Regions from separate parts of the Homo sapiens genome. Here region 1 is linked to region 2. A link is a loop called in an ENCODE intact Hi-C map of the cell type or tissue named here. Cell type or tissue: sigmoid colon. All regions are shown on one strand. Each heading gives the region's core, and the rest is flanking DNA. Links, peaks and the distances in the headings are about the cores only. Region 1 overlaps LINC01798 (long intergenic non-protein coding RNA 1798). Region 2 has its middle 51 kb from the start of LINC01799.

Evidence for each region. Peaks named below come from ENCODE experiments on the same cell type or tissue, not always from the same donor. Only the 100,000 strongest peaks of a DNase experiment are listed, where the experiment ranks them.
Region 1: it touches region 2 in a loop (5-fold over the local background); 3 of 110 quality-filtered maps call a loop at or near these places.

The regions. Positions count from the first base shown.
Region 1 is chr2:66,690,647-66,702,363 of GRCh38, reverse strand. LINC01798 (long intergenic non-protein coding RNA 1798) reads right to left here. Exons shown (of 6, transcript NR_110156.1): 5 at 10,641-10,692; 6 at 6,776-7,161. It overlaps LINC01797 (long intergenic non-protein coding RNA 1797), which reads left to right. Exons shown (of 3, transcript NR_110265.1): 2 at 2,256-2,453; 3 at 5,069-5,334. Among named protein-coding and RNA genes, the nearest start is that of LINC01797, 6.7 kb to the left of the region's middle. In sigmoid colon, for the core only: no CTCF peak of the experiment used is centred there; DNase peaks (open chromatin) are centred at 5,749 and 8,062; H3K4me3 peaks cover 5,573 bases; H3K27ac peaks cover 262 bases.
Region 2 is chr2:66,847,219-66,858,935 of GRCh38, reverse strand. No RefSeq gene overlaps it. Among named protein-coding and RNA genes, the nearest start is that of LINC01799, 51 kb to the left of the region's middle. RefSeq lists an enhancer at 6,905-7,199. In sigmoid colon, for the core only: no CTCF peak of the experiment used is centred there; DNase peaks (open chromatin) are centred at 5,095, 7,405, 8,265 and 8,563; H3K27ac peaks cover 733 bases.

The DNA.
Region 1 (11,717 bases), core at 1,249-9,248, 160 kb after region 2:
AGAGTAAATTGTATATTTTTGCTCTAGGCTAGTTGCTTGGAGGCTCTGGGTTTGGGGGTGGGGGTGTGGTTAAATTTAATATGAAAGGTCAGAAAGAAAATTGATAAGTCAGTTACAGAGGGAGTTATAAAATGCTTTGGGAAGACAAAAATGAGGATATAAACAACATTTAATAAGTTGGAAAATTTCTCCAACCACAAGTTAAGCTCCTTGTGTGAAGCAAGATTCGTTGCATTTTTTAAACTGTAATTGGTTATAGAAGAAAAATCCCCTGCTCTATGTTTAAATGAGAACACATTGCCATAGACGACCAAAAGCCAATAATTAAGGGTTTAAATATTTTTCTTAGAGCCTGGTGACCCACTTGAAAGCATCTGTTTTCAAACAGGGCTGCTTTGTAAATGGGCCACCAGTATGTAAAGCAACTGGTCCATCTGTAAGGTGCATGCACCAGTTCAAATGGGAAATAAAAAGCACTTACATCTTGAGCAGTGCTTAGCACCCCAAAATGAATCCGTCTTCCTCAGGGCCATATGTTTGTGTACCAGCAAAATGTGAAAGCACCACTTTTATTTGGAGCCATTCTCAAATGATCTACTTACTGGAAAAACTTGAGTTCATGTGGGAAAACCCTTACCTACCAACTGACTACATCAGAAATAATCTAGCATCATATGTAAAGTCTACAATATTCAATAGAGAACTCAAAAACAAAGCAACTAGGATAAGACAGTAAGTGAATCCTCCACAAATCAATTTACATTACAATGGAGCAAAAACGTGTAATATACATGGCTGAGGCTGTGATTAGAAAATTTGTGAAATATCATCAAATTGCTTCTTTTTACTCATTTCAATATAAAGCAACTGTGTTCCCATGATGTCATCTGTTAAAGCTATAATGATCTACTACGGTGATGATATTGTGTGACTGGAACATTTTGTTTCAACTAAAATATGTTGTGGATAATAAAGAGTGTTATTACAGTCCATTCTAAGTGGACCTGTGTGACTTAGATTGAATTAATAATTGCATGAGAAAATACATGTGCTTCACATTGTGTGTGGCACTTTAGAAATGTTAACCTGTTTATTTATATTATTATTAAAGTCATTTGTCAGAAAATCAAAAGTAAAATTAATTCTATAACTGAACTTTTAAAAAATGTATAATACAAAAAGCATATAAATGCATTTTCTTTTCCATTTATGTGTGCTATTTTATGCAGAAAATTAAACATAAAATTCTGAGCAGTCAAGTTAAAGAAGGCATTTGATTATTACATCAGTATAAGCTGACTACGGAACAGTGGAAACTTGGGCAAAAAATGATGAATGGGAAAGAGCTATCCTAACAAGGTTGCATTTCTAAAGTAAAATGAAATATGTGACATAGTATTCTAGAAAACTAATATCTTTACTGCTATCTCTTTTGAACTTTTCCTCTAAAATAGTAAAACTTCTGCTTTGTAAATAATGCATGCTCAAAACAGATGCAACTGCATGCAGACTGTTTAGAAGAATTTTTGGAGCTATTACATCGTAGCTAAAATGCTTCCCTGTGTCATTTCTGTTGAGATCCATTTGCCAGTGAAATAATTTTTTTTTTTTTAAATGGTGTGGATCATAGCAGCAATGGGTTCAGATGTAACCGTTTCAGAGCAGAGGTCTAGCTCAGTATGCCAGAAAAAAAAAAAAGAAAAAAGAAAAGAAAAGAAAAGAAAAGAAAACCCACCACAAAGAACATTGAGATGAATGGCTCTATTTTATGAGCCATAAAAGTTTTATCCATCTTGACACTGAAACAGGTTTAGGCAGTGAGTTGACACGCCTTAAATAAATAAGTGGAATTAATTCCCCAGCCCTTGAAACAATAGCAGCATGCATGTAGCACGGAGAAATGCCCCATTGTTTCCCTGTGGCTGCCTGATATTGATATTATTTGTGTTTTTCTGTGCTGCTTCCTCAGGGGCCTGGTTGATCCACTTCAGATTCATCCCCTGTTTTATTAGAGGTTGAAAAAGGTTCAAGACCTGGTTGTACCACAGCTCCCACCGACAGCTAAGGAACCAGTTTGGCGTCTGGTTTGTCTGTTGTTTTACTGCTGACCTTCAAATCAACTTTAACCCCTGACCTCTGGAGGCATCTATCATGACAAGAGGCTGTTTAACACAAATGGTGCCCATTTATAGGGGAAGAGACTCTGAAGATTTCCTTTTTATGAAGAATTTAGTTTTTCACCCCTCTTTTCTCAGTCACCACAGGTGAAATCCCTCTCAGCAGCTGGCTTATGAAATAATGTGAAGGGAGGCCTTAATGAGCAGAACGCACCCTCAGCTGGAGATAAATATATGCAAATGAGATGCACAAACAAAGAAGCCTGGACAGAGAAATATCTGCAATTCCAGCAAAATGCTGCCTGCAGCTCGAAGATGAACAGCTTTGATAAAATGGTAACAAAAAGCACCTTTTTATCCTCCAGCGTGTTTTACATTGCAATAGACCATTGTCATTGCAACCCAGTGGAGCATGCAGAGGTTTTCTGCACTGTTTCAGAAAACTGTTTAAACATTTGTTTTAAGGCATTCATGAAATATAATCAATGAACTGCTTCTTTGTTGTTGTTGTGATTTTTTTTTTTCCCTGAGTGTGTTTTAGATGTTACTGTAGTTATTTTACCTGTTGGTCTTTTCGTGGTTTAATGTTGCTGGCTTGCTGTGCTAGTTCATGTTTTGGTGACTGTTTCTTCCACTAGTGAGAATGATTTTTTTTTTTTTTTTTACATTTCAATGGAAAGAGATTTCAAGTTAATAACTAGTAAGAATCGGCTTTGAGCAGCACCCGAACAACTCGTTTTAATGATGGCAATCAAGTGTGAGAGCTAATTCAGAGACAGGCATGTTAACATGCTGATTTTAATAAGCTTTAAAAAGGCAATCTCTAACTTTTAAAAGTCTCTTTTTAATTTAATTGTTCTTGGTTCATATGATGCCAAAACAAACAAAACCATTAAAATATGTTTTCAATATGTATCCACGGTGTTATCTGATGATGTTCTAAATTAGCATCATGTTGGTAAAATAATGATTTGATAAGCTTTAAAAATGGAAAAGCTGGAATTATTGACCTAGTTAGAGGAAAAAGCAACATTTTTTCCTAAAAATGAACAAAGCCCCAGCCCCAAGATCTCAAACCAGAGAAAGGCTGGGCTCACGACATGTAAATTGCTGCTTTTGAGCATGTGTATTATGTTTAAGTAAATTGTCAAAGCAGCTAAGGTGAGAGAAGAAACACTATGTGCTTCACATGTGTCAAAATACTATCACTCTAAAAGCTCAGCAATATTTGGTTCTTTCATTTATAACGCAACCCTAGCATTCTGCAGCAAGAGATGTACAAGGACCTTTACATTTCCTTTACCTAAATTATTTCATCTTGGTAGCTAGGATTGGAGTGGAGACATTCTTCTGAGTACTGTGTAGCTTTCACATTTTATGTGCATTTCATCAGGCAAATGTCAAATTTGCTAATAACAAGAAAATCTCATCATTTTTAATCATGCCACTCCTGTTGCATGGGGTGGGGTGTGGGGTGGGGGATGGACGCAAGCAGGGGGCGGAGGAGGAAGCGTAAAAGCATTGAGCAGTCTGACCAAAGAGAAGAAGGAGAAAAATGCTGTTTGGATTTTTAAATGACACATGCTTGGTTATCTCAATGCCTGTATCAGTGCATCATTAAATTCAGAATTTCAGGAGTTAATAGAAAGTTGGTTATATTAGGGATGCTTTTTCAAACCCAGCTTCGAAGCAGCATAATTATGTTCAACTGCTGTTGTTTGGAAAGGGCAAACAGCATCTTAGGCACAGAACAATGAAATTACAGCTGAGATTTAGGTTAGCAAAAGCCGTCTTCTCTAGGCTTTTATGATTCATTATTTCCCATTAAATACAGTATTGGAAGTGTACACTAGATAGCTCATGGTTGCTGCTCTCGGAGCACATTATCTATATTACACAGGTCTGGGGAGCAGAATTAGAAAACTTTGGGGGAATGAGCAATATGTGTTTGCTGATAGAAGTACCATATGGCTCATCTTCTTCAATTGCTTTCATTGCGACTCTGATGCTGGAGAAATTAAAGTTTTATTTGATGTGGCACAGCTTAATGAACTGTCTTCTGTTAGGAAAATTGAATATGTTTCCTGTTATTTGAGCACAGAGCCTCCATGGTTTGGCTGATGAGGGATGCATTATGTATTGTTTATTTAGCATTTTGAAAACAAAAGCAAGATATTGAAGGTAAAATTGATTACTGCTGGATTGCATTATATGATCAAGTTTTCTCCCTTTAAATTTCCCTTTACAATCCTTTTGTAATGTTTTAATGTGAGATTGTTCCAGCTTTTTGTTTTTCAAAGGTACACAGAACTTGGTTTTATTAAAATACCTTTATTTGTAAACGAGCCACATGAAACTGTGAAGCCAGTATTGCTATATTTATAAAGTTCTAAGAACGATGTTTGGAAAAAAAGAAAATAATTCAATTTGTATGAATCTAATTGCAAAACTTCTAGTGAACCCCCAATCAGTTCTGAGAGAATCTAATGTTTGGCTAGTTGAAAGGGGGATGTCATTTTCTTTTGTTTGAAATAGACCACTTAAGAACATGCTGGGGTGGGGCCATAAGATAAGGAAGACACTTTTAATATTCGGAAATACAAACCTAAAAATATCGTTTTAAAATTTTGAGTTAGTCATCAGTGAATAAGAAGCTGTATTCGGCCTGCAGATTAAAGAAAATAAAGTGTAGATCTCATGAATTTAAATTTTTAGTGAATAAATAGGATTACAATATGCTTACATGCTGAGAAAACTGGGATGTCAACCCGTGTGAATGTTCTCTACTCCCTGAAGAATCTATGAGAGAATATATTTAAAATTTTGTTTAATTTCCTTGTTTTTGTTCTGGTTCTGATTGTTTTTGAAAAATAAGAAATCTAAATAATCTCTAAAAAGACTAAATGTAAAATCATCTTCTAATCACTACATTTCTTTCTTTCATTTTTCAGTGAGAAATATTACCACGCGTGCTGATGCCTCAGACACACCAATCTGCAACAAGCAACTAGGATAAAAAATAGTTAAAAGTGAATCAACATTTATCTGGAATATACAGTCCTGACCCCCTTACGCACTCCCCCCCACCCCCCTCCCCGCAACACACAAAGTCATTTGTCTTCTATGTCCTGTGATGTTTTGAGGATTCTGGCAAATATGGCAGTTAAACAAACTTCTAGCACAATCTAAATACAGTCTGTTCAAGAGAGGCTTCCAATGTTTATAGACCATAAGTAAAGAAAAAAAAAATCTGGTATTTAACCAAGAATAGTGCTCTTGAAAATGTCTCAGAACAAAGTGTTTAAGCAAAACTTTGGCCATAGATATTCTCCATTCCTCATTCTTTGCTGATTTTTTTTTCAATGAGGACTTTTTATATGCCATCAGTTTGCTTCTTCTTCTTCTTCTTCTTTTTTTTTTTTTTTTTGAAATTAACAAACTAATTTTAAAAATCAACACCTGACTGGGGACCTGGTCATACAAACTTCCTTTAGATACAGTTGAGAAGAAAACATCACATTTTTATGAAGCCCCTCTCCTGACAGGGGACTGGAGGAGGAACACCATTATGCATTGTTATCAGCGTGGTGTAATTTGACTGTTGACAAAGTATCCGTGGCAGTGCGAATGAGCGCAGTTAGAAGTGTGGCGGATTGTAATCAAGAAGATGCTTAGCTGTGCAACACTGCATCTCGAGCAGATTTGAATCAACATTGCCTTAAGGGGACACACACACATACCAAAAGAAAAAAAATCCATTAATTTTTAGAGGGAAAATTAGAGTGGCACTTGATGAAGTGAAATTTGACATGCGTTAATTGGTGTGCAGCTCTCCTAATTAGAGATTTTCAAATTCTTTTACTGCTGTCACCATGATGGCACATTGTCTTGCTGGACAAATACTAAAATTGCAAATTGGCTTGATCAGGAAGTTTTACGTATGAAGATAACACTGTATCCTCTAGTCCACTTCCAAAAGGTGGACAGCTGGAGAGCAAAGATGACTTTCAGCTTTACCTTCACCCCAGATTAAAAAAAAAAGGATTATTAAAATAGTTTCATTATGAGACTTAATGTAAAGGAAGCAGGTGCTGATACAATTTTCTTAAACAGATGGAAACGTTTCTTTGATACTCATGCTTCTGCTTCATATGAAATATTTCAGGTAGAAAAAGAAAGCCAGTGAAATGCTACATTATATATATACACTCTCATATTTCTCCTTATATTCTTCAGAAATTGGAGTTAGGTGGATTTTTTGAAAGCTCATGTCACATTTTTCCCTGCTCTGAGATCTAAGGCACTCCAGTTCCCCTTCTTGTCTTAAAGTAATTATACTGATGTTTGGCCTCCAGGATGGCACCAAATATGATACCACAATAATTTTTGTTTCCTTTTTCCAACTCGTCTTGTCTAGCCCTTGAACCTCTCTTAATTCATTAACATATTGAATTTTTTCAATTTTCCATTTTCTTGCAATAACAATATTAATGCCGGGGTGAAAGCTTGATTGGAGCTAAATTACTTGTTACCTGCTGGCATTTATTTATATGGCATTGAATTATAAAGCTTTGCTATTGTCATGCCTTGGGCGAATTGTTTATGACACCAGTAATAGGAGTAATTGTTATTGTTGAAATTACCTGTCAGCTACCCATAGCAGTGGCCCTTGTCCCACTGACAAATAGTGACAAGGGAGAGGTATCCTCCATGCGTCCCCCTGATGGCTTCTCCTCTGATAATAAGAAGTGCAGGGCCTCTGATAATTTGCCTGTCACTGTTGAGTGCAGCTCAGAGAGAGTTGGCCAAATTGTTGTCATTCACTTTGACAAAGACAGCAAAATGCTCCCGTGCAAGAGGAGGATTATCAAAATAAATGAAATAGCTTACACCCCCTTTGTTTGGCTCAAGAATTGCCTGGCTTTGTATGAGGTTGTGAAATCAAGGTCCAGTTCTTATCGATGTGCCTCTGCTCATTCTAAGATGAGGATCCCAGGGAAGGAAAGGCACCTTAGAAGACTCGCCATTTTGCAGCTTGCATCGGCTAGTAAAAAATTACATTCAAATGTAAAGGGAAAGTCAATAAAATTGTAATGAGTCTAATATGTCATTAAATACATTAATTTAAAACACATCTAAAATTTACACCTTTTCTTTCCTGCCTTCCATTTGTCCCTCTGATTCTTTTTGGCCCACACAGACATTCAAATTCAATAAGCATTCAAAAATGCACAGGTTTCTCATTTGCAATCAAGTTTTCTTTGAAAGTTTAGAAATCTCCATCTCTGACTCTTACAGCTTTAAAAGATTATCTAGTTGGATTTAGGACTATTATTTCAGATGGTTGGTTCCTTTCCATACATTACCTTTTATTTATATACTATCTTCATGAGTAAAGAGATAAATGAAACATAGTTCCAGGTATGAAGCATCAATTATCACAGGCTTACAGAGGAAGCAAAATGGGCCTGTTATTGCCAGAGTGCAAATATGAATGTAAACCTTTGCATTTTAAAATCCCTTGGTTGCAGCCTGTGAACCTGTCATAGAGGGGGAAAGGGACAAGGAGCAGCAGGGATGGTGTCGTGGAGTGTCCCTGTCTGAAAGAAGTGGGCTTGAAACGAATCAAACCTTTGCTCTTGTAAAAACCAGAATCATTCCCACCTTTCCACAAAAGGCATCATTTCATGGTAGGAAAATTCTTATTTTTAAGGTGCCTGGGAGGCTATTACTCATATATCTTCTTGACAAATACTTCCTGTTATAAGAACTTAAAAAGAAAAGGAAAAAATAACTAGGATAAATGTAAAATATTGGCTCCATATAGGACAGTAATCAGCTGTTTATTGGTCTCTACTAGACAAGTAATGACCAACCACAGTGTTAAGTACCAGCAACATTGCCTTGGGCCCTTGCCTCCCAACACCAGCCATTATCTGATTAGAGAACCTCCAAAGAAGTCACTATTGCATAATTTTATGGGTCTTAACAGCGCAGGTTGGCTGGCAGAAAAACTACCTAGGAGGGTTGATAAAGCAACAGTGAAACATGATTTTATTTACTTCACACTTACACCTTGGTCTCTGAAAGAGTACCTGAGTATCTCAGATGCTGGTGGCTACACAAGAAACCTAAAATCAATTCAAATAGGAATTGCGTGGGACATGGGGGAGGTGGAGGAGGGGGACAAGAAAAGTAAAATTATCTGTCTCTTAAAGCTTTTCATGGACTGCATAGTTTGAAGTAGTGAACAACATTGTTATAGGCATCTCAATCCTTTCTTAGGTGTTATGTATTTAAAGCAGGTAAATAGGGTTTTAGCAGTGCTAAAACCATACATGCAATATGATTATAGGAATAAAATGTGTTTCTAATCCTTAATGATAATGTATTCTTCTAAAGACAACCACTGCATGGTTAACTATGTTGAATGTCCCTGATTAACAAGTGGAAGGCAGTGACACAATTAAGAGGTTATCTGTAGTAATAAAAATGCTCAAACCTGTCTTGGAATGTGATCCCTTTAACAGATAATTTTTAAGAATGCATGTCCTTGCTTTCTCTGTGGAGACACACGTTAGTGATCCCAGGAGGGGAAATAAACATACGTTTTTAAATGAAGATATTTAAAATGTACCCCATATTTCAGCATGTTGCTGTAACCTGGTCTTTTTTATGTTCCTCCTATAAAACCTAAATTAAGCCTCTTAGGAGTGGTTTTGCTGCAGGTTTCAACTAAAAACACAATACATTTTAAATGGTTCCAGTACTTGAGTGCACTTTAACATGTAATCACTAATGTGCATTCTCTTCCTCTCTCTTCCAAGCACCAGTCCTTCTAAAAGGATGAGACTTCTTTAAAATTTAGCTTCATTTGAAATGTAAACTTTTAACAAATAGTAATTGCTTCTGTAGCTCTATTGATGAAGTGACTGGCAGCAAATCTTTTCTTTCTTTTTTTTCCCCCCTCTCTCTGTAACATTTTGAAATACCCATCAGTGTCAAAGAAAACTGCACACGCCTCCTTTGGTGCTCTAAATAAGGCTCAGCAATGTTAAGAAAAATGTCAGAAAAAGCTCAGTGGATTAAAGGAACATTTCTGCATCATGTCAAGGAGGATGGCAGGGCAGACTGGTCTGCATAATTTTGAAAGATATTTTTTGTAAAACGCGTACTCTTATGAACCAAATGAAATTTTATTTGGAAAGATTTGATATTGTATTTGATAACATACAACCTTCAGTTGTTTTTCTAAATCTTGTTATTTTTTAAATATGTCTTTGGTATGTATTCTTTACATTAGAACTGTAATACACTCATCTTTTGGTAGAATGTTCCTGTACCCGGGTGCAGCGTTAAAATACATTTCAGACTCTTTCATGCATTTTTCTTTTCTTTCTAAAATTCTTGGAATGTTCACTCAGCGGAAGCAGTGAAAATGCTCGGCTCTTCCACATGCAAATTTATTGAACTAGTCAGTCATTTTTCCCCTTAAATAAAATGTGTGTATAGTTTTGGAGATTTTCAAAAAATAAATCATTTACATGCATTTGTGTATTAAAAATAAATTGCTGGTGTGATGTTTTTAGTTTGTTTTGTTCTATTTTACTAAAGAATATGCAATAGTCACAAAATAGTGCAACGACAGTAAAATATTCCACAGTATTGTAACTACGTAATTAAAACAACGTCAGAAAACACCTTACAAATTTAATACTAGATACCACCAGAAATGGCAAGATTAGTTTTACAGAAACAAGGTAAGTCTCAGCTGATTTTAAATATAAACTTTTCCAAAACAGGTTAAAAATGAATTTAGACAAATTTGGCTCTTAACCTTTAAAGATTTCCTGCCCGCTTCTGTATGTCCTTTATTACATTAATTTTTTATTTAAATTACACCATTAACTGGATATGAATTTATCAAGAATACATGTATTGATTTATAAAACAGTACCATTAATTATTATAATAGCTAGATGTAGCTGATATTACAAAGCCATTTAAAGGTTTTTAATATAACTTGGACATACATAGATAGATAGACATTATGGACAAGACTACAATTTAAACTGGCTACCAGCAGTTAATGAAATCCTTGATTTATATTCTAGTTTAGAGATTGATTATATTGTTGCTTTGTAAAACTATTTATATTATGCCATTTTTCAAAGGATGTCTCAATAAAAAAAGCTAAATAAAATATTCAGTCAATTCCCAAAGCAGATTTTGTTTTCTATATTTTAAATGCTGGTGAAAATAATTGATTGTGTGTGTTCCAAGCTTTGTCATTTACATTCCAGAGGTGGCTTTCCTGATGGGAGCCTCGTTTGCATATGCACACTTTCGCACACTTTTGATCCTTGCAGAAACAAATCGCTTTTCTTTATTTCATTATGCCTCCCACCCCCGTAACAAACCCATGTATATTTCACAGACCCCGACTATCAGGACACATAAGTCTTTCTGGCATCTTTTATGTTATGCATTTTTTTCTTAAGGTTGTGGAAAACTGGGACTTACCCCAAAGCCGCAAAGCAGGCAATCACGAAGAGTATTTGGGTAAGAATGCAATCTGAAGAGGAAAAAAAGAAAAATGAGGAAGAATATCAGCAAATAACAGTAAAACTTTCAAATTACTTTTCAAATGGTAATTAGCCAGCAAATAGATTGAAATTTAAATTCTTTTCACATTGTACTTGGTTTGGGTCTCCCAGTCTCTTTATTTATATCACTTTTCCTTGCCTGGCAACATATGTTACCGATTTATTATAGTATTTTTACTGTTAGCAGACAAATCTGAAGGCTAGCTGAGAAGGCTAGCTTCATCTGATGACTTTAACAACAACTGCAGGGCATCCTTGAGGGTGAGCCAATAGGCTCTTTTGAAGCTATAATACTGTTAACCATTTTGATGCTGAAATACTTCTCATAGCCAAAATTGGCTCTGTCTTTTCATGGGCACTCCAGTTTCTACACATAAGAAAGTTAATGTAAATGATTTGTTTTGTAAATATTTCAATAGCCTTCTAAGCACTTTCTTCCATGTGTCTTAAGTTCCCTAAAAGCCATCGGTTTGTTTATTTCCCCTTCTTTTACAGACACTGAAATCTGTGGCACACATTCATAAGTAAACAGCTATCAAACATCAGGTTAAGTTGTCACGTCCCCCTCCCCCATGCCATTAATTCTCTGCTATGCTATTAAAAGAAACAAACATCCTTTAGAATTTAAATGATCATGTTTCTCTGGTATATGTACAGCCTAGAAAAGTAAAGTTCAAGCAAGATTCTTCTTGGCTAAGAATCTGAAATTACTTTCCAAATTAGAGACACCATTAAAATCAAGACCGTTTTAATAGATACGTGACCCTAGCTAAAGGTTTATGCCTTTTAATATGTGCATGTGAAAACGTCTGTTTTAGAATTTTATTTGTTGACTAAAATATTCATTTTAAAGTTAACAAACTTCCATTTTTATGATTTCTAATGTACGTCAGTCCAAATTATCTTGTCGTTTTAATTTAAAATTTTTAGCAACAATTTCTCAATTTAAGTGTCTACGTGGGATTCATTTACAATTTCAGGTACATTTCATAAA
Region 2 (11,717 bases), core at 1,141-9,140:
AAGGCAGCAGCCCCAGTCAGGGGCTTATAGATAAAACTCCCATCTCCCTGGGACAGAGCACCTGGGGGAAGGGGCACCTATGGGTGCAGCTTCAGCAGACTTAAACATTCCTGCCTGCCAGCTCTGAAGAGAGCAACAGATCACCCAGCATAGTGCTTGAGCTCTGCTAAGGGACAGACTGCTTCCTCAAGTGGGTCCCTGAACCCCGTGCCTCCTGACTGGGAGACACCTCGGAGCAGGGGTCAACAGACACCTCATACAGGAGAGCTCTGGCTGGTATCTGGCAGGTGCCCCTCTGGGACAAAGCTTCCAGAGGAAGGAACAGGCAGCAATCTTTGCTGTTCTGCAGCCTCCACTGGTGATACCCACACAAACAGGGTCTGGAGTGGACCTCCAGCAAACTCCAGCAGACCTGCAACAGAGAGGCCTGACTGTTAGAAGGAAAACTAACAAACAGAAAGGAATAGCATCAACATCAACAAAAAGGACATCCACACAGAAACCTCATCCAAAGGTCACCAACATCAAAGACCAAAGGTAGATAAATCCATGAAGATGAGGAAAAACCAGAACAAAAAGCCTGAAAATTCCAAAAACCAGAATGCCTCTTCTCCAAAGGATCACAACTCCTTACCAGCAAGGGAACAAAACTGGATGAAAATGAGTTTGATAAATTGACAGAAGTAAGGCTTCAGAAGGTGGGTAATAACAAACTCCTCTGAGCTAGAGGAGCATGTTCTAACCCAATGCAAGAAAGCTAAGAACCTGGATAAAAGGTTACAGGAATTGCTAACTAGAATAACCAGTTTAGAGAAGAAAATAAATGACCTGATGGAGCTGAAAAACACAGCACAAGAACTTCGTGAAGCATACACAAGTATCAATAGCCGAATCGATCAAACAGAAGAAAGGATATCAGAGACAGAAGATCAACTGAATGAAATAAAGTGTGAAGACAAGAATAGAGAAAAAAGAATGAAAAAGAACGAACAAAGCCTCCGAGAAATATGGGACTATGTGAAAAGGCCAAACCTATGTTTGATTGGTGAATCTGAAAGTGACCAGGAGAATAGAACCAAGTTGGAAAACACACTTCATGATATTATCCAGGAGAACTTCCCCAACCTAGCAAGACAGGCCAATATTCAAATGCAGGAAATACAGAGAATACCAAAATGGAAGAGCAACCCCAAGACACATAATCTTTAGGTTCACCAAGGTTGAAATGAAGGAAACAATGTTAAAGGCAGCCAGAGAGAAAGGTTGGGTTACCCACAAAGGGAAGCCCATCAAACTAAGAGCACATCTCTCTTCAGAAACCCTACAAGCTGGAAGACAGTGGGGGCCAATAACCAATATTCTTAAAGAAAATAATTTTCAACCCAGAATTACAGATCCAGCCAAACTAAGCTTCATAAGCAAAGGAGAAATAAAATCCTTTACAGACAAGCAAATGCTGAGAGATTTTGTCACCACCAGGCCTGCCTTACAAGAGCTCCTGAAGGAAGCACTAAACATGGAAAGGAACAACCAGTACCAGCCACTAGGAAAAACATACCAAATTGTGAAGACTATCGACACTATGAAGAAACTGCATCAACTAAGGAGCAAAATAACCAGCTTAGCATCATAATGACAGGATCAAATTCACACATAACAATATTAAACTTAAAAGTAAATGGGCTAAATGCCTCAATTAAAAGACCCAGACTGGCAAATTGGATAAAGAGTCAAGACCCATCAGTGTGCTGTATTCAGGAGACCCATTTCACATGCAAAGACACACACAGGCTCAAAATAAAGGGATGGAGGAATTATTTACCAAGCAAATGGAAAGTAAAAAAAAGCAGGGGTTGCAATCCTAGTCTCTGACATAACAGACTTTAATCCACCAAAGATGAAAAAAGATAAACAAGGGCATTACATAATCATAAATGGGTCAATGCAACAAGAAGAGCTAACTATCCTGAATATATATGCACCCAAGACAGGAGCACCCAGATTCATAAAGCAAGTTCTTAGAGACTTACAAAGAGACTTAGACTCCCACACAATAATAGTGGGAGACTTTAACACCCCACCCCCACTGTCAATATTAGACAGCTCTATAAGACAGAAAATCAACAACAATATTCAGGACTTGAACTCAGCTCTGGACCAAGTGTACCTAATAGACATCTACAGAACTCTCCACCCCAATCAACAGAATATACATTCTTCTCAGCACCACATCATACTTATTGCAAAATTGACCACATAATTAGAAGTAAAACACTCCTCAGCAAATGCAAAAGAACGGAAATCATAACTAACAGTCTCTCAGATCACAGTGCAATCAAATTAAAACTCAGGATTAAGAAATTCACTCAAAACCACACAACTACATGGAAACTGAACAACCTGCTCCTGAATGACTACTGGGTAAATAATAAAAGTAGGGCCGAAGTAAGTAAGTTATTTGAAACCAATGAGAACAAAGATGCAACATATTAGAATCTCTGGGACACAGATAAAGCATTGCTAAGAGGGAAATTTTAGAACTAAATGACCATAGGAGAAAGCAGGAAAGATCTAAAATCAACACTCTAACATCACAATTAAAAGAACTAGAGAAGCAAGAGCAAATTCAAAAGCTAGTAGAAGACAAGAAATAACTAAGATCAGAGCAGAACTGAAGGAGATAGAGACAGGAAAAACCCTTCAAAAAAATCAATGAATCCAGGAGCTGGTTTTTTGAAAAGATTAACAAAATAGATAGATTGCTAGCCAAACTAATAAAGAAGAAAAGAGACAAGAATCAAATAGACGCAATAAAAAATGATAAAGGGGTTATCACTACCAATCCCACAGACATACAAACTACCATCAGAGAATACTATAAACACCTCTACGCCAATAAACTATAAAATCTAGAAGAAATGGATAAATTCCTGGACACATACACCCTCCCAAGACTAAACCAGGATGAAATCGAATCCCTGAATAGACCAATAACAAGTTCTGAAATTGAGGCAGTAAATAATAGCCTACCAACCAAAAAAAGCCAAGGACCAGACGGATTCACAGCTGAATTCTACCAGAGGTACAAAGAGGAGTTGGTACCATTCCTTCTGAAACTATTCCAAACAATAGAAATAGAGGGACTCCTCCTTATCTCATTTTATAAGTCCAGCGTCATCCTGATACCAAAATCTGGCAGAGACACACACACAAAAAAGAAAATTTCAAGTCAATATCCTTGATGAACATTGATGCAAAAATCCTCAACAAAATACTGGCAAACTGAATCCAGCAGCACATCAAAAACCTTTTTCACCATGATCAAGTCGGCTTCATCCCTGGGATGCAAGGCTGGTTCAACATACACAAATCAAAAAATGTAATCCATCACATAAACAGAACCAATGACAAAAACCACATGATTATCTCAATAGATGCAGAAAAGGCCTTTGACAAGATTCAACATTCCTTCATGCTAAAAACTCTCAATAAACTAGATACTGATGGAATGTATTTCAAAATAATAAGAGCAGTTTATGACAAACCCACAGTCAATATCATACTGAATGGGCAAAATCTGGAAGCATTCCCTTTGAAAACTGGCACAAGACAAGGATGCCCTCTCTCACCATTCCTATTCAACATAGTATTGGAAGATCTGGCCAGAGGCCCAATTCTTTGCTGAGTTTTGAGTAATGGATGTGAAGTATCGGCTCAGAGGACGTAGGGGATCCTGTTTCCTGTTTTTCATGCTTTTCTGGGAATTCTGAACTCCTTTCCATCTTGAAGTCTCCCAGATGGAGTCCTCAGAAGTACCAAGCCTTGAGTTTTGGGGATTGTTTAAAAGTGGAGGAGTCCTGACTTATTCTTCCTCAGACAATGGGTCTATCTTAAGGGAGGGTCTATCTTAATGGGTCTATCTTAAGTGGGTGAAACAGATTGCACACTTAAAAATGTGGGGTCATGGTGGAAATGAGGGTGCAGGGGAAAATGAAGAAGCATTGTCATCTTCAGGATTACATGTTCCAAGCTGATCCCTGCATTTCTCTAGCATTTTCCTGGACTGCTTTTTGCTGACATCAGTCAATGCCTGGAGGAGAAGTCTACAGAGGAATGGAGGTAGTTCTGTCAGATACTTTTTTAAAAAACTTACTTTGTCCTGTATACAGGCTGCTAATAACACAGCGTCATCATCAGCCATGAGAACCCCCTTTTCTTGTCCACACTGAGCATAAAGGATCTCCTATTGTGATGTTTTCCTCTTCTTTAAAATTTAACTTGAGGTTCATTCTAGCCTTATTTTCACTGCATGAAAAGACTGGGGGATCAGTGGGGTCACACATCCCTGAATGATGATTCCTGTTATTCTTGAGAGGGCTTGCAAGTATTCAACCCTCAAAGTCTATGATAAATCAACAAGGAAGTTTCCCCGGAACACCCAGGGTTAGTCTGTGGTTAGGCAGCTGCCTGAATAATAATTTTTCATTATTCATGAAGCAGCTTTACTATCCAGAGCTAAAAGGATCCCAGGCTGCCCCGATGCCTGTAATGTCACCATTGCTTCTTCCTTTGGACAACGGCATTGAACACTTCTGAGAAGAAGGGAACCCTGCCTGAGGAGGGTGATCCATGAAACCCCATCAGATACTCAGACATCAGAACTGATTTATCCTCACGTCTCAGCTTTTTGGCTAAGATCAAGTGTATAACTGATTGACCAGAGATCCACAGACAGGGAGACAGGGAGAGTGAGGAGCCCAGGAAAGTATTGAAGGGCTGCCCAGCGTGGGTGCTGTGCAGTGAGAAGTGGGTGGAGAACTGTTTGAGAGCTGTAGGTCCTTTGTGGGCAATGAGTGCTGAGAATTTAGGTAGGGACAGGTATGAAAAGCAGAAAGAAAAGGCAGGGAAGGAGAGAGCAATCCATCTCTAATACCAGCACCTTTACTGTTTTGCTAAGGGAGAGATTAACTGAGTTGTTACGGAAAGAACTGGTCAGGGTAACCCCATAATTCACAGTTTATTTTCCCTTTCCGAACATTGCAGTTGCGAACTTTGGAGATTTGGCAACATCAGGCAAGGATGCTGCCAGCAAGAGGAGAGATCCAGGACAACTGTGCGTGGGTCATCCCTTGCTCAGATCTCACAGCAATCTTGCCTTGTATGGCACTGGAAAAATAGAGCCTCTTTCTTCAGATGAAGTCTTCTCTTAGTGCCTCTTCATTATCTAAGCTGTGCACTCCATGAATGACTATCATGGCTGCTCACAAAGTGTTTAGACAGCTGTGGGGCCGTGACTGAAAAGCACGTTCTCAGGGCTTGTGACTTAGCAGAGGACTCACTCTCCTCCCTGAAAGCTCTTGGCTGTCTGCTGGCTTGCCGCTTCCTGAAGTTTGGGGTCCTCTCTGAATGTCACACAGCATCCCTCTCCTCCACTATTTGGATAATTTAGTAAATTCTCAATGGAGCAAACATGGCTCCCTTTAAACACCTACCCTTTGCCCTCAATAAAACAGTTTAAGAGAACAGAAATTTCTCAGCAGACACTTGTAGTTAAACAAAGCATTTCACAAACTTCTGGAATAAGGATATTTATTTATTTTTCATTATTCGTGAAACAGCTTTAATCTGAAGGCTGATGTTTGGAGGAGAAAGCTCAGTTGCAACCTGGCATAGCTCACGCTGCATGGAAGCTGAAGATGTCACCCACGATAAACATGAACTGCTGTGACAATGGGAAGCGGAAGGTGAAGAATTGCCTCTCCAAGCAGGGTGGGGGTCTGAATGCGTGAGAAAGGGAAAGATGCATTTGATTGTGTTTACAAGATTCATTCACAGCACAGCAGGCAGTATTCACACTATAATACTCACCCTAACACAGATAATTTGATTTTCAACCTGGTTATCATGCATTCAGACATAGCAATACATGAAAATATATGCTTTAGCAGTGCATTTTAAACAAGGTTGCACACTTTAAGTCGGAATATATTAGAGGTGAGTGTTAAAGTTAGCAATTGTAGAAGTCCTAGAAATCTCCATTCAGCACATGGCATGTGTTTTGAAATTACTAAAAAAAAATGTTATATTATGTTCCAGCTGTTGAATATATATACACACATGATATGCAGTGAAAATGATAAACTTGGTTGCTCCTTAAATTTTTCACGATTTGAAGAAACTTTAACTTTCTTTAGACTCCTAAAGAAAAATGGAAGCATAACTCCATCCACACACACTGAAATTATAACTATTACTATTATTGCTGAGCAGAAGATAACAGATTATCTGGCCCAATCCCTCATGAGGTGTGTGAGGAAACTGAGTTGAGAGCCCTTTGGTGACTTTTTCAAGATCACACAATTAATCAGTGGAGAGTTGATGCTACATTCTATGTCTCCTGTATTTGTTTTTTCTGCCTTCTCCTCTCATTGGAATTGAATTAAGTAAAATGTAGGAAATAGTCTACCTTATGTTAAAATCAGAGTTTTTCTGGCACATATGGAGCAGGTGGGGATTCCTACCAAGGCTTTGCCCATCCTGGTCTCCGGTCCTCAGCCAACATGTGTGAAAGATCAATTCACTGCAAAGGTTTCTCCTCCATTGCCCTCATTCTTCTCCCCCTTATGTTATTAGTCAATAAGGAATATTTCTTGGCTATGGGGAAGTCATAATGGATAGCATTGGTCTTGGAACACCTTGGTCTTTTAATGCTAGAGAGTGACCTTCTGAGCCTTGGTATGACTCCCAGAGAAATACCAAGTTAAGTTTCAGTAGATTGATTTGTCTTTTCATTGGTGATAAATCCCTTTGTCAAGTGTGGTAACTAAAGACTTTGATTTGGGCCCTGGGTCAAACAGTGACACTCCATAGGCTGAAGACAATTGCTCCCTGATGCTAGTGGAACAAATGGATACCTGGGACACATTAGGATAGCAGGCAACTCCAGAAGGAAGCAGACAACTAGAGGTGGGAGGAAGACAAACATATGGGGAGGCAGCCTCAACTCTCCTCATGCAAACCATTCAGGGGGCTGGAAATGTGTCCTTGCTTTTCCACACTGTGCCATTCCCACATTTCTTGCACATCACATCAGCAAACAATTTTGCTTACAGAGTTCTGAGCAGTTCAAAGTACATAGGACTGGAAATCACCCAGGGGACTAGGATAGCCCCTGAAGTATGTGAGAACCCAGTTAACAAGAGGTGATGACTCAAAACCTCCCCTCTCCAGGATCCTGAGTAAGACTTTTAGGAGAAAGCACTTAGGCTTCCTGAGAAAGAGTTGCCTACATGTTGGAAGCATGTACTTTAGAATTGCCTCATCATGAAATGTTTACAAATGAATTCATTTCTAAACCGATACAAGCATGGGATTCCAGCAGTCTGGGATGCAGCCTGGTTTGCCAGCTCTCAACCCAGATGGCCCTGATTCACAGCCTGTCTCCAGCACTTGCTGGCAATGTGACCTTTGAGAAGTTACTTAACCTCTCTGTGCATCTGATTTTTCAACTGTAAAACTGACATATCTCCCTTGTAGCCTGGTGAAGATTAAATTACTTAATTAATAGAATATACTTAGAATAGTGCCTAGCACGTACTAAGCACTCAGTAAAAGATTCAGTTCCATTTCTGATTCTGCTTTGATGCAAACATTAAGCCAGAAAAAAAGATGAGCGATTCCCTTGTTGTTACTCAATTATTCATAAATTGTTTTAAGAAGCAGGCTCTGATATTTCTTCTGGCACCACCCCTCAAAATAACCTGAGATTCTCTAGAATGGCATCAGCTGCTGAGAATATAGGGAATCTGTGTATTGGGAATGAGTATGCTGTTTGCCTTGCACCACATGATTAATTGTGTTTAAAGACCATTTTTATTAGGACCAGAATGGTGACAATAAAATTAAAGGAGCGCAGATTCAACATCTCCTTAACCAAAAGGAAAAATGAAAACGCCACACACAAACACAAAACGCAAACACACGCCCAAATGCAGAGGCAAAAAATAAAACCTTTCCCCTTTCCTCAGGCTTTCTCCATAAGCTGAGCTCTACCCAGACAAAGGCGAGAACTGCTCTGTGTAAAATGATGATCTCCATGGCTGCTTCCACAGAATGCCCTCATTTTTCTAGAATCCAAATGCTGGCTTAGCCAAGCCACAGTCTGCTCCCGAAGAAGGATTGCTGCAGCCCGAGGTCTCAGGAGGTCAGCAGCGGGCCCAGGCTCACTTGGGCTTAGGCTGCGCTCCTGCAGCCTCCCTCCCATCCCCCAGCCTGGGCAAACCTTGGCAGACTCCAGGTTGCAAGCCTGTGCCTCCCCACTGATGTGGAAATCATTGGACTCAGTGGTGGTTTAAGTGTGTTGTTGATGCTTTCATCAAAGCGTCGTGCTCCCACCTCATGCTAAGTAAAGCAGCTGGTGAATGTTATGTCGTGCACTGCAGATGGATTGGTGGTGGCAGGCCCAGAGCTCACCACATCTACTTAAACAGGTGTTTGATTCTGCATTTTCCAGGTAGCCAGAAGGAACCTGATTATTCGGTGAGAGTAGGAGCCACGCGGGAGAGGAATTGCTCCCCAGCATTGGCAAGGCAACTAGCCAGCCGCTTGGCTTTAATTCATCTGTTCACCAGACATGGTCTTAAAGCCAGAATATTTCCTTTTGGGGCCCGTGCTTACTTTGAATTTTAGTGGACAATAAGGGGATTCTGCTCCCAGCTCATACTCTTTTGTTGAGTGTGGTCTTTTAGTCTGGGGTGGGTTAGAACTAGGTCACCAGAACCAGTGGCCACTGCAGTTTGCAGTCAAGGCATCTCTGCTATACCAGCCCTGCTACCAGGTACAGCATGAGAAGCTGAAGTTGCTTCACAGTGTTGTATTTCTCCAGAACCACACATCCACCTTCATGAACAGAGGGCAGTGTGAGGGATCCTTTCTAGTCACCGGGAATGACAGACATAATCAACAGTTAGCCAGGAAATCACAAATAAAACAGCTACCCCTAAGAAGGCAGAAACCAAAAAAGCATCAAAGCAGCTTTTTGCAGCAAGAAGATCCACAAGTGAGTTTTCCATACAATCTAGAGCAAAGGAAACTGAAACCCTCCATCCACTGGGGCTTTTTATGAAATGAGCCTCAATGCCAATGCAGTGTACAATGATACTTCTAAAATGAACCCAAGAAACTCAAAAGACTTTAACGGGAAAAAAAACAAGGGAAAATAGCACAATACTAAGAGGAAAAAGCACACAACTGTAGAAACCAAGACTAGAAGAAACCCCGGCAAGGACTTCCCAAGAGAACACAAAGGAGAAAAAGCAAGCTGTTGCACTCCCCTTGTAGCTTGGAGCTTACAAATCCCCGAGGAAACCCTGCGAATAAACAGGGCACTCTAAAACGAGCTACAAGCGGGGCGGTGGAACCATTTCTCAGCAGTCTTGGAGTGAATTGAGTAAATCTGTCACAGCTTATAACTGGGGGGGAGTAGTGGGAAGGGCCCTCCTCATGGGGCCACCTGCCCCAGAGCTGGCACTGCGGGGCTGCTGCTCCTTCTCTTGGCTCCTGTGACCCTGCAGACTTCAGGGGGCAGGAAGGCAGCTGTCAGCTTTCACATGGCACTCGCTCCTGGCAAGCAAGCAAGTCCAGTGGCAGCCAAATCCTTGTCATGTTCCAATCAGCCCCACAATGGTGGAGCCTCCACTGACTGGTGGCAGGTCACAGGAGTGTGGGAGCTCATCTGCCTCCCACATCTGACTCCCTAAACCATACTGCCTCCCCTCCTGAAAGCCTGAAGAAGCCTATATAGGGAATTTCTTGTGCAGAGACCCTCTACACAACAAGTAACAGACATCACAAGGATCATGGATGGGTGTCTTCCCATGATAGTTTACTTATAATTTACCTTCTAAATTGTCCCAAACGACACCAAAGAATAATAAAGGCACATATACACATGTGTGTCCACATTTTAGTCTGGTTAAAATGGTTTCTAACCCTCGGCACTATTGAAATTTGGGGTCATGGAGGGGCTGCCCCATGAGTTGTAAGATGCTTAGCAGCATCCACTAGGTTGCCAGCAGCAACCCCACCCCGAGTTGTGACAACAGAAACATCTCCCGACATTACCAAATGTTCCCTGGGTGGGGGGTGTGGGGCATAAACAATTGAGAATTGCTAGGTTAAAATAAAGATATAATATAGATGTGTGTCTCTACACGTGTATAATAAAAAATTATAGAGAGAAATGGAGAGTCTAATGTTTTCAGAAACTGAACATTATATTTAGTCTGGGCAAGTTCTGAATGATGGAAGCCAGGGTAGGCAGTAGCTTTGCTGTGATAGTCCTGGCATGGTTGAAATTTATTGAGGGCATCCCAGGAGCTCAAAACTGTGCCCAGGTTCAGTGCAGTTTCATGCATGAACTCATTTGGTCCTTATTATTATCTCTACTTTATGGCGAGAAAAATGAGGCTGACAGAGGTTAACTAACTTTTCTGAGTCTGTACAGCTAAAAGGCGAGAGAGCCAGAATATGACCAGTGGGGTGACTGTTAGCCGCTAGAATTGTGCCCCCACAACATGATAGCCACGAACCACGTGTGGCCATTGAGCACTTGGAATGTGACTAGTTGGAACTAAGATGTGCCATGAATGTAAAAATACACTCCTGATTTCAAAGACCTGGTTCAAGAAAGATAATGTAAAGATATTTTATTAATGTCTTATGTTGAATAAATGTTGAAATTATATTTTGGTACATTGGATTAAATAAAATATATTATTGAAAATAATTTTCTGTAATTCTTTTTATGCTTTTAATGTGTCTAGTAAACATGTTTAAGATCTGGTGTGGTGGCTCATACCTGTAATCCCAGCACTTGGGGAGGCTGAGGCAGAGAGATTGCTTGAGGCAAGGAGATTGAGATCAACCTGGGCAAAACAGCAAGACCCAACTCTACAAAAAATAAAAAAGTAATTAGTCAAGCATGGTAGTGCATGATTGTAGTCCCAGCTACTCTGGAGGCTGAAATTGGAGGATCCCTTGAGCCCAGAAGTTAGAGGCTACAGTGACCACTGCACTCAAGCCTGGACAACAAAATAAGACCTTGTTTCTAAAAAAATAAAAAATATGAATTTTCAAAATACATATCTGGTTTGCATTAAATGTGCTAGATAATATAATACTATCTCCCCTTGCATCATTTTAAAGAAAGGCTAAAAAGAAAAATAATGTATGTGGGCCAGGAAAGAGATACCCTTAGCAATGAAACCAGTATTATCATCTTATATACAATTAAAATCAGATAAATACTTTTGGAAATTAAGTTATGTGTAACGTTCATAAAGGGCCAAGTGAATTCAAAATTAAACATTTCAAAGTGTTTATATTCAAATTCATATGTCAATCAACACAATTATTCTCTCCACTGGCATCAAGTCATGATTGCTTGGTTCCAGGCTCAGCCCTGAGTGGACCTGCAGCTGTGACAGCTTAGACATGCCCTTCTGTCCCTCTTCCTAATCACTCCACTGGCCTTACTCGCCACCTATGCCTTGTTTCTGTGCATTCAGTTGGTCCAAGGCAAAGGATGATTTCTAATCATCTTACAGTTCCAGATACTGGCCTTTCCCGAAACCTTTACTTGGATTTTTTTTTTTTTAATTTCACACAAGTTGTCATCCAGAATGCTTCTCCGAGTGCTTTCTGGCTGCCTGTTCAAC